Linked DNA regions of Homo sapiens: region 1 is linked to region 2. Evidence: chromatin loops called from intact Hi-C (ENCODE). Cell type or tissue: heart left ventricle. All regions are shown on one strand. Each heading gives the region's core, and the rest is flanking DNA. Links, peaks and the distances in the headings are about the cores only.

Region 1 (9,221 bases), core at 909-8,908, 58 kb before region 2:
GCAACTTGGAAGGCTGAGGCAGGAGAACTGCTTGAACTCAGGAGGTGGAGGTTGCAGTGAGCCGAGATCACACCACTGCACTCCAGCCTGGCTGACACAGCAAGACTCCAACTCAAAAAAAAAAGACTCACTATTAAGATGGTCAATATCTCAAGCTCAGGCTTGGTCAGACCTATAACATGCTATCACAAGTACGTGTTAAAGGGCTATGCAGATGAGGGATGCATTAAATTTTGACCATAGGAGGCCGCATTAACCAAATTATATTAAATTATTATATTAAATTAGTAGGCCTCATTAACCAAATTATATTTAAATATTATATTAAAAAGTTCAGAGACATTTTTCTTTTTAAAAAGCCACACATCTAGTGTATGTGTTATGTGAACATAAAGATTATTCTGTTTAGCACAAGGTCGTACTTCTGCGTGCAGGTGTAGATGTTCCTAGGGTCAATTATTCAAGCGACCTTAGCTACATAGGAGAAATAAATTTTATCTCTCTCTGGGTTTTTTGGAAGAATTCACATAAACTTCTGTGGATACCCGAAAACCGAAGAAGACTATGGTTTTATCTTGTCACCTAGCTTATCCAGTTTACTGTCACTATACATTTCCTTTCCTATGTTTGTCTCCTATTTAGTAAAGACTTGCAGCCTTTTCAGCCTGGCCTCAGCTTGGCTACTGGGCATTAATCCCTGAGCCACTCATTTTTGTTTTTTCCTTCCTTCCTTTCTTTTTTTTTTTTTTTTTTTTTTTTTTTCAGAGACAAGGTCTTGCTCTCTCACTTACACTCGAGCACAGTGGCACATTCATAGCTTACTGCAGCCTTGAATTCCTGGAATCCAGCAACCCTCCCACCTCAGCCTCCTGTAACTAGGACTACAGGTGCTCGCCACCATGCATGGCTAATCCCAGAGCCATTTGTCCCAGGGTGTTAGAGAGGGGGCTGCTTGCTGCTCCTAGGCCACCTTCTCCCACCTCTGACAACTTTGGAGGGGTTGTTTTTAATTAGATTTAGGAAGGTAATCTCATCACTCTCCATGAGATTTTCATAAGGGGAGGGAGGAGTTCCAAGAATCCTTTTTTCCTCTGACCCATCCTTCCTCAGCTCTGTACTCAATGGGTGGTAGGGATGAGGGAAAAAGACTGATGTTATAGCTCAAAGTTGTTGACTGCCTAGAGGCCTAGAAATGTGTTAGTAATGAATCTGGGGTAGGCCTGAGTACGTGGAGTGTATATGTACCGGTGTGTTTGGGTGTGTAAGGAGGTAGGGGTGGGAGGAGCATGGAACATAGTTCTGGGCAGTTGCACAAGTAGAAGGAAATCCTAGTTCTACTTTTTGATGATTTAACATTTATTGAATGACACACATGTAGGGCAAAATTTGAGAGAGTTTGTACTCTAATGCAATGGCTGGATGAACTCTCAATCTTTGCCCTACATATGGTGGCTTAGTTTTTCCAAGAGCAAATCTACAGTCTCTACTCTGCCTATGGGAATTAGATTGTCCTCTGATCAGTCGCAAAATAAACTTCTTTATCACTTTGTAAAAGAACTGTGTCTCCATTGCTATTTCTACCACCCACCCCTTGCCCCTGATTTGCAGCTGACCTTTATGAATGTATTTTCCGAACTCAGCCAGGGCTGTAGTATTGGACTTCTCAGAGCTAAAAGTCACTGTTGGAATCTGGATGGCACCTGTCAGAGTCAAATAGAGATGAAAGATTGAAAATGAATTAGTCATTGTTTTTTTCTACAGTCCTCTGTGCACAAAAAGTTCTTTTGCCTTCATTATCATATTGCAGAGGGCAAAACACTAATGTGAGGTAGGCGCTATTGTTTCCTCTAATTCGAAGATGAGGGAAAATGCTTGGAGAGGTTAGGTGAGCTGTCTGAGCAACAGGCAGACTATAGATTTAAACCTATGTCTTCTGGGTTTGTTTAGGCTGATATGGTTCTTAAAGGCAAATACAGTCTAAGATTGGAGGGAAGTGGATTTTTGGATCCTGGTCTTGAAGGGAAGCTACTATAAATTGCTTCCTAAGGCCTCACTACCTCTGAAATCACCAATTGCTTTGATGAATCCAAGCTTCATCATTCTCAAGGCACCCACTGTCCTGGGTCCCTACATCAATGAGGCTTGTGTGTTTTTGTATGTAAAGGCTTATTCCTTATGCAGAGTCTCACTAGTCTGTCAACCAAGACCAGCTTTTTGGGCATATAATGCCTGGGAAGGGGTGGATTTAGAAGCCTCCAAACAAACTCCTCAGTCCTAAAATAATCTCACCCTCCTTACTCAGTTGTCTCAGTTCCTGAACCTTCACTGGGCTCATCCCTTTGAGTCTTTAAGACTTTACAGTTTTAAAGAGTTCCATGATCAAAGACAAAACCACTGGGAGGGAAAGCATGAATCATGAGAATATTGAATTAGACTGCTCTCCAAGAACACAGTGCAAACAAATTCACCTGAGGCAGGAAGGGTCTCTGAAAGACAAACTTCATCAGTTTTGCTAAGGATCAACCCTACAATAGCATAGCCCACCAGATAGATGGGGAAGCCGAGGTTCAGAAAGATTCAAGTGCCTACTCAAGGGCAGACCCAAGGATCTGATCTCAGGTGTTCTGTCCCCTGCTCAGAGTTCCAAGCTGTGTTGCTATGAGGTCCCTATTCTAGCTTATGTAGCTTTTGTTCTCTTCTGTGCAGACTGTGAGTGGCTGTCTAATGCCTTTTAGAGAATTATTTATGCTTTGGGAAAGCCCTGCTCTGCCTCCCAGGCTTGTCACTCTAGCATATGAACAATCTATATCCAACTATTGGGGTTAGCTTTTGGTCCCTGCATCTGCTTCTATATGTTTATGCAGGCAGTCTCTCTTAATCCATTACTTAATGAAAGGGAAAAGACTGGAGCTAAGCTGAATGGTAAAGAAGGATTTCATCCCATAGGATCTAGCACTCAACAGAAACTTTCCTGTTTCCTGGAAAATGCAGATTCAGAACAGGGATGAATTTTTGGTCTGGATTAGAGATCTAGAGGAGACATGTTCTTCAATTATGATTGAGAATTAGGAACATCCCACACCCCGGGAACACTCCACTCCCTTTCTTTAGAGCCATCTGATCCCAGCGAGTCCGACAGGCACTAGATGCTGTCACCCACTGCCCACTCTTTGCTGTGGGGCCCTGGGGAAGATCATTTAGCTGACCTAAGCCTCAATTTCTCTCCTTTGTAGATAAGACTAATATCATTTGTCTTATTTTACGACACCGCAGTAATTTATCAGGCATGCAAACTTTCAAAGGTTAAAATTGATGTACAAATGAAAGCTGGTGTAATACTCGAGGCAAGCAGGGGAAAGAATGGACGGTGGTCACGCCAAGAGGGGTGAAGTTGGAGCTTCCAGGTTAGGCAGGGCACACCAGAGTTCCAGGAGCCAGGTATGGGGGAAGTGTGGCGTCCCCAGACAGGGGCACGATGTGCTGGGAAGGGTGTTGGGGCCGGGCTGGGGTGCGTGTCGGGGCTCCAGCTGCAGTAGCAGATGCTTTGCGGCGGAAGCGGGGAGTCACGGGTTGACCTGGGGAGGGAGGGACCCACATATGAGCATAGGTGGGTGAAGGGGACCCGGGTTCACCTTTCAGCGCCTCTTTCATCGCGACGCGTTCCTCTTTGCTGAACTGAGAAGGGATTCGCGACGCCCTTTGATGCTCCCCGCTCCTCGGGCCCATCGATCTGGAGACGGTAGGGAAAACTAGGAGCAGCATAGCCACCAGGGCCAGCACGCAAACGCACCGCTGAGCCATGCTTCTCTCGAGCTCCTGCTGTCAGGCTACCGGGGTAGTTCTGACCTAAACGCCCAGACTAGCGTTTCTTGGCCCTAGCTCTGCTCTTATTCCGGCAAACAGCCTTAGCCACACCCCATATCCAGATCTGACCAATCATCGCTTCGCTAGGACAGCGGAACAACCAATTGACAGAATGACCCCGCCCAGGATCCTTAAGGCCTTTCGAGGGTTGTGGGTTTTCGTGCTGAGGCCAGCAGTTCCTGCAGAGCAGAGGTGAGGTCGGGCTCCAGGCTAGAGTCATGTCTGGTCCGCACTTGATCTCTCACCCATAAATCCTTTCCTGTATGACAACAAATCAAATAAAGGAGGAAAAGCAAAATAAAATGCACGAAGCTTATCAGACCATACTCTGCTGCTCGTTTTTTCCGAAGCTTAGAACCTGACTACAATTCCCTAGATCCTGGGGCGGGGGAGCTCTCTAGGTTCCCAGCTTGATTTCATCTGAAATTGGAACAAATTGCTCTGTTTATAGATACTGCTTTGAAATACCAGCTCAGAGGGTTGGCTCCTGTTTAGAAATTTCATTGAAAGTGCTTTTAATATTAATGTTAACACTACATTTTTGCAACTCTAGACAAGTACAGTAAGACTGAAGGATTTTTAGAAAGATTACTATAAAATATTTAAGAGAATTTTGATGTATAAATAATTTTGATGTATTCCACAAGTGAAATTTTATGGTTATTCAGAGTAGAGGATCATTCTGGAAAAAAGAAAACCTGTCTTATGTCACAGAAATATAAAATCAGATTTCCTGAAGCCAGAATAAATCGTTCCTTTCAGATTTCTTGATGCAATTTTATCTGGCATCACTCTCAAATTTTAGAATTCTCAAGAAAAATTCAGTAAGTGCTATACAACCAGTAAGGCCATATTGCTACCTGTGACCAAAGCTACAGGTTCACAGTCCTGGTGTTTGCATTTCATTTAAGATTTGCTTAAAAAAAAAAATTCAGCCATGTAGTTACTTTTCTTTTCTTTTCTTTTTTTTTCTCTCTCGGTGCCCAGGCTGGAGTGCAATGGGGCGATCTCGGCTCACCGCAACCTCCGCCTCCCAGTTTCAAGCAATTCTCTGGCCTCAGCCTCCCAAGTAGCTGGGATTACAGGCATGCACCACCATGCCTGGCTAATTTTGTATTTTTAGTAGAGATGGGGTTTCTCCATGTTGGTCAGGCTGGTCTCGAACTCCCGACCTCAGGTGATCTGCCCACCTCGACCTCCCAAAGTGCTGGGATTACAGGCGTGAGCCACCACACCCTGCCTAGTTACTTTTTAATAGCAACTTTAAAACAGTATCATGAAATACTTCACATATTATAAAGATATAAAAAATAACATAATGAACATTTCTGGATTCACCACCTAGTTTAAGATTTAGAATGTTAAAAATAGAGTTGAAATTTAAACATGAACATTGACATAATTTTTAGTAAAAAGTAGCTTAATCTCTACCTAACTTTAAAATTTTTTTAAAAGAGACTTTTTATTTTATATATTTATTATTTTTTAAAATTATTATTATTTTTGTAGAGATAGGGTTTCACTATTTTGTCCAGGCTGCTCTTGAACTCCTGGACTCAAGCAACCCTCCCATTTAAGCCTCCCAAAGTGCTAGTATTACAGGAATGAGCCACCACACCCAGCACAATTTTTATGATTGTAAAATTCATGTATATTTATGCCCTTGTGAAATATTTGGAACATTAAGTATAAAGAAAAAAATCACATGCTATCCCAATATCCAGAGACGTTCACTCATCATATTTTGATGTTATCCAATCTTTTTTCTCTGCACACAAATACCCACAAATGAAGGATGTCCCTGTTTTAAAATGAAACAGATGCATATACTGCATCCAAAGTTCTATGTTCTGCTTTTTTTCCTTTAACATTATGTCATAAACACTTCCTGGTCCTTAAATATTCTTTAAATTATCTTATCACATAATATTTGATAATTAAGAGTACGTACAACGTGTATGTAAAGTAAATAATAACATGAACACCCGTGATTTGGAGTTTAGACCTAACTGGTCAAACTGCATTTTTTCTCCTGTCACTGCTCCAATTCTTGCAATCTGTCTAATTCCCACACTGTTCCCAGATCTAGCCAATCATGGAAAATTATCAGTAGCATTGAAGGTGCATGTGTTCTATTGCCTTTATTTTCCAACTCCCTGCCCAAGGTAATTGTATGACCGTGTTGTGTGTTTTAAATAGTTCTACAACATATGTATGATATACATATATGTATAGTGTGTGTGTGTGTGTATATCTTATAAAAATGACATCATGTTGTGTGTAGTCTTCTGCAATTTGCTCTTTTTACCCAACACTGTTTGTGGGATTTATGCATGCTGTTATATCTTGCTACAGTCTATTGACATTATTGTACATGTCTCCTGGGCCACAGGTAAAAGAGATTCTCTGGAATATATATCTAGGAGTGAAAATGCTGTGTTGTACTGTATGTTCTATTTTACAAGAGAAGGCTGAATTATTTTCCAAAGTGATTGGAACAATTTATACTAATCAGCAAGGTAGTGCATAGTATATAAGTTCCTGTTGCTTCACTTTCTCACTAGCTCTTGGCATTGGCATTTCCAATATCTTCATTTTGCCCATTTAGTGCCTGGAAAATATCTCCTTGTGGTATTATTTTGTACTCTCTAGTTTGTTAAAGAGTTTAAGCTTTATTTATTTATTTATTTATTTATTTATCATAGGGTCTTGCTCTGTCACCCAGGCTGGAGTTCAGTGGCACAAGTATAGCTCACTGCAGCCTCCAACTCCTGAGCTCAAAGAATCCTCTTGCCGCAGCCTTCTGAGTAGTTAAGATTGCAAGTGAACACCAACACCTTCAGCTAATTTTTAGAAGTTTTTTTATAGAGACAGTGTCTCTCTATGTTGCCCAGACTGGTCTTGAACTCCTGGCCTCAAATGATCCTCCTGCCTTGGTCTCCCAAAGTGCTGAGATGACAGGCTGAACCACCATGCCTGGCCTAAACATCTTTAAATATGCTTATTTGCCATTCATGTTTCTCTGGTAAAATGACTGTTCATATCTATTGCCCATTTTTGTTTAGAGCTGTCTTCTTATTGAATTTTAAGGGTTTCTATATATTGTGGAGTCTAAAATTTTGTCAGTTTTATTTAAATTATAAATATTTCTCTTCATTTGTGTCTTGTGTTTTTATTTTTTTAATGGCCTTTTGATGGGTTGAAGTCTTAATAATATAGTTGAATTTATTATTATATTCTTTTATAATTAGTGATGTTTTCTTGCTTAAAAAATCTTAACAAATCTAGTCCAAGGTCATAAATATATATATATATATGAATTTTTAGTAAAAAATAGCTTAATCTCTACCAAACTTTAAAAATTTTTAAAAAGATACTTTTTATTTTATGTATTTATTATTTTTAAATTTATTATTATTTTTGTAGAGATAGGGTCTCACTATTTTGCCCAGGCTGCTCTTGAACTCCTGGACTCAAGCTTTTTCCCTTATCTTCGAATTAGAGAAAACAATAGTGCCTACCTCATATTAGTGTTTTGCCCTCTGCAATACGATAATGAAGGCAAAAGAACTTTTTGTGCACAGAGGACTGTAGAAAAAAAAATGATTAATTCATGTTCAGTCTTTCATCTCTGACCATTTGACTCTGACAGGTGCCATCCAGATTCCAACAGTGACTTTTAGCTCTGAGAAGTCCAATACTACAGCCCTGGCTGAGTTCGGAAAATACATTCATAAAGGTCAGCTGCAAATCAGGGGCAAGGGGTGGGTGGTAGAAATAGCAATGGAGACACAGTTCTTTTACAAAGTGATAAAGAAGTTTATTTTGTGACTGATCAGAGGACAATCTAATTCCCATGGGCAGAGTAGAGACTGTAGATTTGCTCTTGGAAAAACTAAGCCACCATATGTAGGGCAACGATTGAGAGTTCATCCAGCCATTGCATTAGAGTATAAACTCTCTCAAACTTTGCCCTACATATGTGTCATTCAATAAATGTTAAATCATCAAAAAGTAGAACTAGGATTTCCTTCTACTTGTGCAACTGCCCAGAACTATGTTCCATGCTCCTCCCACCCCTACCTCCTTACACACCCAAACACACCGGTACATATACACTCCACGTACTCAGGCCTACCCCAGATTCATTACTAACACATTTCTAGGCCTCTAGGCAGTCAACAACTTTGAGCTATAACATCAGTCTTTTTCCCTCATCCCTACCACCCATTGAGTACAGAGCTGAGGAAGGATGGGTCAGAGGAAAAAAGGATTCTTGGAACTCCTCCCTCCCCTTATGAAAATCTCATGGAGAGTGATGAGATTACCTTCCTAAATCTAATTAAAAACAACCCCTCCAAAGTTGTCAGAGGTGGGAGAAGGTGGCCTAGGAGCAGCAAGCAGCCCCCTCTCTAACACCCTGGGACAAATGGCTCTGGGATTAGCCATGCATGGTGGCGAGCACCTGTAGTCCTAGTTACAGGAGGCTGAGGTGGGAGGGTTGCTGGATTCCAGGAATTCAAGGCTGCAGTAAGCTATGAATGTGCCACTGTGCTCAAGCGTAAGTGAGAGAGCAAGACCTTGTCTCTGGAAAAAAAAAAAAAAAAAAAAAAAAGAAAGGAAGGAAGGAAAAAACAAAAATGAGTGGCTCAGGGATTAATGCCCAGTAGCCAAGCTGAGGCCAGGCTGAAAAGGCTGGAAGTCTTTACTAAATAGGAGACAAACATAGGAAAGGAAATGTATAGTGACAGTAAACTAGATAAGCTAAGTGACAAGATAAAACCATATTCTTCTTCAGTTTTTGGGTATCCACAGAATTATATGTGAATTCTTCCAAAAAGCCCAGAGACAGATAAAATTTATTTCTCCTATGTAGCTAAGGTCACTTGAATAATTGACCCTGGGAACATCTACACCTGCATGCAGAAGCACCTTGTGCTAAACAGAATAATCTGTGTTCACATAACACATACACTAGATGTGTGGCTTTTTAAAAAGAAAAATGTCTCTGAACTTTTTAATATAATATTTAAATATAATTTGGTTAATGAGGCCTACTAATTTAATATAATAATTTAATATAATTTGGTTAATGAGGCCTCCTATGGTCAAAATTTAATGCATCCCTCATCTGCATAGCCCTTTAACACATACTTGTGATAGCATGTTATAGGTCTGACCAAGCCTGAGCTTGAGATATTGACCATCTTAGTAGTGAGTCTTTTTTTTTTGAGATTGAGTTTTGCTCTTTTCACCCACGCTGGAGTGCAATGAACTTAAACTATACCCTAGAACAAATGGACTTAACTGATATTTACAGACTATTCTACCTAACAATTCAGAATATACATTTTTTT
Region 2 (9,221 bases), core at 514-8,513:
GTAGAAAGCTGAAACTGGATCCCTTCCTTACACCTTACACAAAAATTAACTCAAGATGGGTTAAAGACTTAAATGTAAGACCTAAAACCATAAAAACCCTAGAAGAAAACCTAGGCAATACCATTCAGGATGTAGGCATGGACAAAGACTTCATGACTAAAACACCAAAAGCAATGGCAACAAAAGCCAAAATAGATAAATGGGATCTAATTAAACTAAGGGATTTTGCATGCAAAAGAAACTATCAGCAGAGCGAACAGGCAACCTACAGAATGGGAGAAAATTTTTGCAATCTATCCATCTGACAAAGGTCTAATATCCAGAATCTACAAAGAACTTAAACAAACAAACAACCCCATCAAAAAGTGGGCAAAGGATATGAACAGACACTTCTCAAAAGAAGACATTTATGCATCCAACAGACATATGAAAAAATGCTGCTCATCAGTGGTCATTAGAGAAATGCAAATCAAAACCACAATGAGATACCATCATGCCAGTTAGAATGGTGATCATTAAAAAGTCAGGAAACAACAGATGCTGGAAAGGATGTGGAGAAATAGAAAAGCTTTTACACTGTTGGTGGGAGTGTAAATTAGTTCAACCATTGTGGAATACAGTGTGGCGATTCCTCAAGGATGTAGAACTAGAAACATCATTTGACCCAGCAATCCCATTACTGGGTATATACCCAAAGGATTATAAATCATGCTGCTATAAAGACATATGCACATGCATGTTTATTGTGGCACTATTCACAATAGCAAAGACTTGGAACCAACCCAAACGTCCATAATAATATAGTGGATAAAGAAAATGTGGCACATATACACCATGGAATACTATGCAGCCATAAAAAAGGATGAGTTCATGTCCTTTGTAGGGATATGGATGAAGCTGGAAACCGTCATTCTCAGCAAACTATCACAAGGACAGAAAACCAAACACTGCATGTTCTCACTCATAAGTGGGAATTGAACAATGAGAACACATGGACACAGGGAGGGGAACATCACACACTGGGACCTGTCGGGGGGTGGGGGGTGGGGGAGGGATAGCATTAGGAGAACTACCTAATATAAATGACGAATTGATGGGGGCAGCCAACCAACATGGCACATGTATACCTATGTAACAACCCTGCACGTTGTGCACATGTACCCCAGAACTTAATGTATAGTAATAATAATAATAAAGAATGTCTACTGTCTTCACTATTATTTAACATTGTTTTGCAGATACTAGTCAAGGCAACTAGATAAGAGAAAAAATTATAGGTATAAAATTTGGAAAGGAGGTACAGTTATAATTATTTGCAGACAGAATGTATAGCTGAAAAAGCTGAAGCAATCAAAAGCAAAACTACTAACATTGTAAGAGAATTCAGTAAGTAATCTGGATGCACAATTAATATACAGAATTGATAGCCTTTATGTATGTAAACAACAACAACCAGTTAGAAAATACAATAAAAGAAATTCCATTTATAAAGGCAGTAAAAAACATTTAGGGTTAAACTTAAGACATGTGTAAGTGCTGGCTGGGCATGGTGGCTCACGCCTGTAATCCCAACACTTTGGGAGGCTGAGGCGGACAGATCACTTGAGGTCAGGAGTTCGAGACCAGCTTGCCCAACATAATGAAACCCCAGTCTCTACTAAAAATACAAAAATTAGCTGGGTATGGTGGTGCATGCCTGTAGTCCCAGCTACTCCGGAAGGCTGAGAGAGGAGAATCGCTTGAACCTGGGATATGGAGATTGCAGTGAGCCGAGATCACGCCACTGCACCCCAGCCTGGGCGACAGAGCGAGATTCTGTCTCCAAAAAAAAGAAGTGTGTAAGAGGTATATGGAAACACTTATGAAATTATCAAAAGAAGACTTAAACAAATGGGAAGAAATACCATATTCTTAAATTAAAAAAACCTACAGTGGTCCCCCACTTATCTGTGGGTAACATATTCCATCTACCCCCAATAGATGCCTGAAACCTTGTATAGTACAAAACCTTGTTTATAGTATTTTTTTGCTGCATATATGTGTGTGTGTGTATATATATATATATGTATATATATATATATATGTGTATATATATATATGTATATATACATATATATATATGTATATGTATATATATGTATATATATACACATACATATTTTTTTGAGACGGAGTCTCGCTCTGTCGCCCAGGCTGGAGTGCACTGGTGTGATCTCGGCTCACTGCAAGCTCCATCTCCCAGGTTCACGTCATTCTCCTGCCTCAGCCTCCCGAGTAGCTGGGACTACAGGCGCCTGCCACCATGCCTGGCTAATTTTTTTTTTTTGTATTTTTAGTAGAGATGGGTTTTCACCGTGTTAGCCAGCATGGTCTCGATCTCCGGATCTCGTGATCCGCCCGCCTCAGCCTCCCAAGGTGCTGGGATTACAGGCGTGAGCCACCGTGCCCGGCCTTTTTGCTGTATATATTATACATACCTATGATAAAGTTTAATTTACAAATTAGGCATAGTAATATATTAACGACTAATAATAAAATAGACCAATTATAACAATATACCAGCATCACAATGCTTGTACTTTGGGGTTGTTGTTATTATTATTATTATTGTTTGAGATGTAGTCTCCTTCTGTCACCAGGCTAGAGTGCAGTGGCACGATCTGGGCTCACCGCAACCTCCGCCTCCTGAGTTCAAGCAATTCTCCTGCCTCAGCCTCCTGAGTAGCTGGGACTACAGCCGTGCACCACCACGCCCAGCTAATTTTCGTATTTTTAGTAGAGACCAGGTTTCACCATGTTGGCCAGGATGGTCTTGATCTCTTGACCTTATGATCCGCCTGCCTCAGCCTCCCAAAGTGCTGGGATTACAGGCATGAGCCACTATGCCTGGCCTATTTTGGAGCTATTACTAAGTAAAATAGGGGTTACTTGAACACAAGCACTGTGATACCGTGACAGTTAATTTGATAACTGAGATGCTACTCAGTGACTAATGAGCACATAGTGTATAAGCATGGATATGCTGGACAAAGGGGTGATTCACATTCCAGGCAGAACATACACCAGGATGGTGCAAGATTTCATCATGCTACCCAAAACAGCATGCAATTTAAAACTTATGAATTGTGTATTTCTGAAATTTTCCATTTAATATTTTTCAGACCAGGGTTGACTGCGGGTAACTGAAACTGTGGAAAGTGAAACCCACAGTTTCAGTTATCCGCAGTAAGGACTGACCTTCCTCTATATCTTGTAGGGTCCATCCTCACCTAGAACATAAAGATGTACTTGGGGGCTATTATAGATGTACTTTGGGGCTAACATAAAGATGTTTTAGGCTTATAGCTTTTGCTTTCTTATTAAATTTTCATAGGTTTTCTTGAATAGATGTGTCTTCATTTGCTGTTTGCCCTTGGGACTATTTCTCGAGGCTTTATTTTATTTTATTTTATTTTAGTAATTTTCACCAGTTTCACAGGGGAGCTGGTCAGTGGAACTCCTCACATTGTCATGCCACTTCTGCAGTGTGCCCTCCTCTGGGGGCCAGTAGCCACTACACCTTTCCAGAACTCAGATGTTGGGATGACAACATCAAGGGAAACCAAGGATGTTGGGAATTCCAAGATCAAGGTGCTGGCAGATTTGATGTTGGTGAGAGTCCTCTTCCTCTTCCATAGATAGCTGTCATTTCACTGTAACCTCACACGGCAGAGGGTGAGATATCTCTGGGTCTCTTTTATAAGGGCACTAATCCCATTCATGAGGACTCTACCCTCATGACCTAATCACTTCCCAAAAGCCCTTAATACCATCACCTTGGGGGTTAGGATTTCAACATATGAATTTTGGGGCAAAACACACAGTCTCTAGCAACTAGAAAGCCTTTCTAATTCTCTCTCTCTCTCATCATCGTTGGTATGAGCTCAATTCTTGTTTTTAATGGTTTAAAATTCATCCTTGTATTTAATTATTTTGGTGCTTAAATTGCACGTAGAGACCACTTTGATCTGGTTCCTGTGACCTTGTAACATACTCCCATCAATTTTTTGGAACAATTCCTTGCTTTCTGGTATAAAAATATGTTCCAGACTTATCTTGTATCCAATCCTATCCCCGCCTTGGAATCAACCATTTCTTTTAAGAAGTTCTGTCTCCTTTTAGAAAGGAATGGTGTTAGAAGCTGAAATCTGGGTACTAGATTTGTTCCTTTTTACTGGGTGTCATTACTTCTTGGAACTTTCAGCAGTCAGCACTAGGAAATATATCCATGTACACACCATTGTTCTGGAGGCTGGGAAGTCCAGGATCAAGTTGCTGGCAGATTCGATGTCTAGTTAGGGCCCTCTTCATGCATTGCTTAACAATGGAGACACATTCTGAGAAAAGTCTCTTTAGGTGATTTTGTCATTGTGTGAACCTCATAGAGTGTACTTACACAAACCTAGATGGTATAGCCTACTATACACCTTGACTACATGGTATAGCCTACTATACACCTTGACTACATGGTATAGCCTATTGCTCCAAGGCTAGAAGCCTGTACAGCATGTTACTGTACTGCATACTATAATACAATGCTAAGTATTTGTGTATCTAAACACAGCAAAAAGTACAATAAAAATACAGAACTATAACCTTATGGGATCCCATTGTATATGCGATTGTCATTGACTGAAACATTGTTATGTGGCCCAGGGCTACATACCCGTACATACAAATGTACATACACACATATATACATATTCATACATATACATGTGCACATAAACAGGCACACAAACATACATATACAATTTTGAGGAAATTGTAGAAAAAGGTGAGAAGCGAGTGTTCTTAGTTATAGTAGGATGCCTATTAGGACTAGTAAATGTAGAGGGTGTGCTGGGATTGGAGAATCATCATTTTGCAATCATCGTAGTATTGATAGGATCAGACAAGAATTGTCAATGGATACTTAACCTAGGGGAAATTTTAATGAGCAGCAGAATATTTGCATGGTCTTAAAGTGTGTCCTCACAAACTATAAGTTGCAAGGGAGAAAAAAAAAACAACCCCAGTAATCATATAGTGGAGAAATCAGGCAATACCCCCAACTGAGTAATCAAAATTAATTTCACCTATGAGAGACTGGTGGCCATTATGTGCTTCCAGATGTGTTAGGCAGAAAAAGACAGAGCATTTCCTATGGAGTATTCTGGGAGAAAATGCAAAACCTCAGTATAATCATAAGGAAATATCAGACAAATGCAAAATGAGGAATACAAAGAAAGGGTGGGTGAACCACAATCTTAGAAAAATGTCAATGCTGTAAAAGACAAAGACGAGTTGTAGACACGTTCCAGATAACAGGACACTAAAACACATGCAACTAAATTCAGTACCTGGCCGGGCATGGTGGCTCATGCCTGTAATCCCAGCACTTTGGGAGGCCGAGGCAAGAGGATTGCTTGAGCTGAGGAGTTTGAGACCAGCTTGGGGAACATGGAGAAATCCTATCTCTACAAAAAATACCAAAAATTAGCCAGGAGTAGTGGTGTGCACCTATGGTCCAAGCTACCTGGGAGGGTGAGGTGGGAGGATCACCTGGCCCCAGAGGTTGAGGCTACATTGAGCTGTGATAGCTCCACTGCGCTCCAGCCTGGGCGATGGAGTGAGACCCCGTCTCAATAAATAAATGAAAAAAAGAAAATAAATTCAATACCTGACTTTAGATTAAATCCTGTGCTGGAGAGGAAAAAATGCTTCATTAGATAAACTGACAAAATTGGTATATGAATGGTAGATTAGATAAAAGTATTGGATCAATGTAAATGCATTAAGTTGATAACTGTACTGTGATTATGTAAGACACTATCTCTCAGGAAATACACACTGAAGTATTTAAAGTTAAAGGACTTCATCCTCAAATGCCTCAGAAAAAAGTTATGCATGTCCACAGAGAGAAAGAAAAGAGACATAAGCCAGTGGTGGTGGCTCATGCCTGTAATCCCAGCACTTTAGGAGGCCGAGGCGGGCAGATCACCAGAGGTCAGGAGTTCGAGACCAGCCTGGCCAACATGGTGAAGCCCTGTCTCTACTAAAAATACAAAAAAATTAGCCAGGCCTGGTGGCAGGTGCCTGTAATCCCAGCTATTCAGGAGGCTGAGGCAGGGAGAATCGCTTGAACCCAGGAGGCAGAGGTTGCAGTGAGCTGAGGTCACACCATTGCACTCCAGCCTGGGCGACAAGAGTGAGACTGTCTAAAAAAAGAAAAAGAAAAGAGAGACAATGAAAGAGTAAATGATAAAGCAAATGGGGTAAAATGTTAACCATAAGTGAACCAGATTAAAGAGCATACAGTGTTTATTATGTGATTTTTTTTTTCTTTTTGAAAACAGGGTCTTGCTCTGTTGCCCAGGCTGGAGTGCAGCGATGCGATCATAGCTCATTGTAATCTCAAATCCCTGGACTCAAGTGATCCTCTTGTCTCAGCCTTCCTGGTAGCTAGGACTATAGGCATGTGCCATCGTGCACAGCTAATTTTTAAAAATTTTAAATTGTCTTTGTAGAAATGGGGGGTAAGGGTGGGGATCTCCTTTTGTTGCTCAGGCTAGTCTCAAACTCCTGGCCTCAAATGATCTTCCTGCCTTGGTCTCCCAAAGTGCTGGTATTACAGGTGTGAGTCACTGCATCCAGCCTCCTGTGATACTTTTAGTTTTGCAACTTTTTATTCGTTTGAAATTATTTCCAAGTAAAAAGTTTGTTTAAAAAAACCTCTTATTTAAACAAAAATCTTTGTTGAAGGAAAAGTGTTTACTTCCAGCTCTGGAAGTAAGAAGTAACTCGCATAATTCTAAAGAATCTGCTTTCATGTTATGCAATTTAGAGACAGAAGGTCTTAGTGTCATCCTGTTTGATCTACCATCTAGAGCAGGAGCTCCTCTGACAACATCCCTGGCAGGTGGTTAGCTTACCTCTTCTTGGGCATGTTCAGGGATTCACAGTCTTAAAATTACCCCATTCCAGTCTAGAATGGTGAGATGGCTGTCTTACAAATGCTTCTATACTACCTCAATATACGACTAATGCCATGTTGTAGTTAGACAACTACATAGGTTACAGTGGGTTTGGAAGATGAAAGGCTAAAGAAATGTACCCAATTCAGATGCTACTTATGTGCCACTCAAAACCCTCCTACTAAGCCTCTGTTGGAATAATGGTTCTGGGTGGTCTTATCTGCCAGCCCCTCCCAGGAGCCATGCCATACCTCTTCCTTCTTGCAGGTGCGTCATTGATGCCCTAGCATGGGTCACCTTGGGAACTGCTCTGCACGCATATCCATGCATCCTACATTTGTTGAAGAGTTAATACCCATAGGGCCATCCTTGATCAATGGACTATGGGTGTGATGGTTAAATGTTTCTCTAGGACAGTTTGCAGATGCTTCTCACAGGGCTCCTGGGAAGGACTGGCGGGGTAGAGCCCCACTTGCCTTTCACAGTGGCTCTTTCTTGTGTTGGCTTTCTCTGCCTCCCTGTTTTCACTCTTGCCCATCACTCCTCTCCCTGAAATCATTGCCTGAATAGCCCATGCAGACTTTTGTCTCAGGTTCTGCATCCAGGGGGAATCAGGCTAAGATAGCATCATTAGAAAAAAAGTCTAAAACTCCTATGAGAGGGATGCTAATTGCTTATTTACCCAAATCCCACAGCTCAGCTGAATAGCAGGTAAAGCAAGATTAGTTTATCTTAAATAAATATCATTTTGGGACTCATTGACTTCTCTGCCTCTGCAACGTATCCTCTTCCTTCAACTGTTTCTCCTTCTTCTAGTTCTCCCCATCTTTTTTTTTTTTTTTTTTTTTTTTAAGAGATGGGGTCGCACTATGGGTTGGCCAGACTGGTGTTGAACTCCTGGCTTCAAGCAATCCTTTAAATCTCCAGAGTTTTGGGATTACAGGTGTGAGCCACTGTGCCTGGCCCTGTGTATCTCCATACCAATGACCATTCATCTCCCTTCCCTCTTTGTTTTGTCTAATCTCTGGTCCTTCATCTCTTTCCACTTCATCCTCTTTCTGTCTCCTTTATGCCTTTGCTTTTTGTTTTTCGTGATTCCTCTTATCTTCTTCCCTTTCTGATTGCTGGTAAACACAGTTGACAGTCAACCTAGCTTGTATGACACTTGAATCCCATGGCTTTGCTCTCCTTGCATTGTCTCACAAACAGGGGAGCGAAAGGTGGGATTAGATTGTGTGCTGCCCCACACTAAGGATTCTGAAGGGTTTGCTAAGTAACGATGGGATCCCATGAATGTGAAAGAATTAGTGAGTGAAAGGTATGCAGAGGGATGATGGGGCTTTGACATCCCCTATAGCCACAAAAATCCAGAGTTGGCTCTAGATACTCGTCCTGGGTGTGTGGACCCCTCAGCCCAATCTTCTCTCCCCAGTTTCTGTTCTTTAGCTGGATTGTGGAAGTTTATGCATTCCCAGGATGGAAAATCGAACCTGGAGAGGAGCTGGGAGACCTACAGAGAAATCTGAGTCCTCGTTGCTTCCCCCGCCCGGGATAATGCAAAGCAAGGCCAGGTCTCTGTGGAGGTGACTTGTTTTGCTTTTCTATAAAACCACCCAAACATGTGCATTTGTTCACAATTCAAATCCAGTTTATTACCAAAATGAACAAAAGGAGAATGAGGCTTAAATTAAATAAATTATGCAAATATCTCAAGAGATAAGGTTCCCAGTCCTCCCTGGGAATTATATTATCACAGGTCAGTATCACTAAGAACATTCAAAAGCATTGAAATTCTGGATTATTTCACTACTTTGCCTCCATCTTTCCTGCTTCAACCAGGTCCAGAAGAGTGTTCTTTTCCAAATATTCCAGCAGAGATGTTTTCTTCAATGTCTTCCCTCTGCCTCATGTGTTTCCAATCTTACCTCCACAGCGGGCTCTGCAACCCTCAGACATGTGGCAGATCTCTCCCTGAGCCTCAACTCCAGGTCACTGGGTCAACAATCTCCTTCAGTTCTGAGGCTGGTCTGGGGGTTAATGATTACTTGGGGGTTAAGGATCACTTCATCAAGTCCTCAGGGGATCTAGATACTTGGTTCAAAGGGGACTCTGACTTGGAAATTCCTGAGGCTCTGTGACCTTCTCCCACCTCCTGGGCCTGAGCTGGACTTGGAAGGAGGTGGAGTAGGGGAGAGTGAGTTGTCATTGGCTAAGGCTCTTGTCCTC

Evidence for each region. Hi-C counts contacts between places; a loop is a spot of excess contacts. Peaks named below come from ENCODE experiments on the same cell type or tissue, not always from the same donor. Only the 100,000 strongest peaks of a DNase experiment are listed, where the experiment ranks them.
Region 1: a loop joins it to region 2, with 2.4 times the contacts of the local background. A loop is called at or near these places in 4 of 110 quality-filtered maps.

The regions. Positions count from the first base shown.
Region 1 is chr1:205,846,272-205,855,492 of GRCh38, forward strand. PM20D1 (peptidase M20 domain containing 1) reads right to left here and starts at 3,861. Exons shown (of 13, transcript NM_152491.5): 1 at 3,633-3,861; 2 at 1,614-1,700. The coding sequence starts at 3,801. LOC107985250 (a long non-coding RNA gene) reads left to right here and starts at 8,484. Exons shown (of 2, transcript XR_001738417.2): 1 at 8,484-9,221. RefSeq lists an enhancer at 3,790-4,084. In heart left ventricle, for the core only: no CTCF peak of the experiment used is centred there; DNase peaks (open chromatin) are centred at 3,548 and 3,960; H3K4me3 peaks cover 1,374 bases.
Region 2 is chr1:205,904,427-205,913,647 of GRCh38, forward strand. SLC26A9 (solute carrier family 26 member 9) reads right to left here. Exons shown (of 21, transcript NM_052934.4): 21 at 8,626-9,221. Among named protein-coding and RNA genes, the nearest start is that of SLC26A9-AS1, 26 kb to the right of the region's middle. In heart left ventricle, for the core only: a CTCF peak has its summit at 3,548 (motif pointing left); no DNase peak of the experiment used is centred there; H3K27ac peaks cover 449 bases.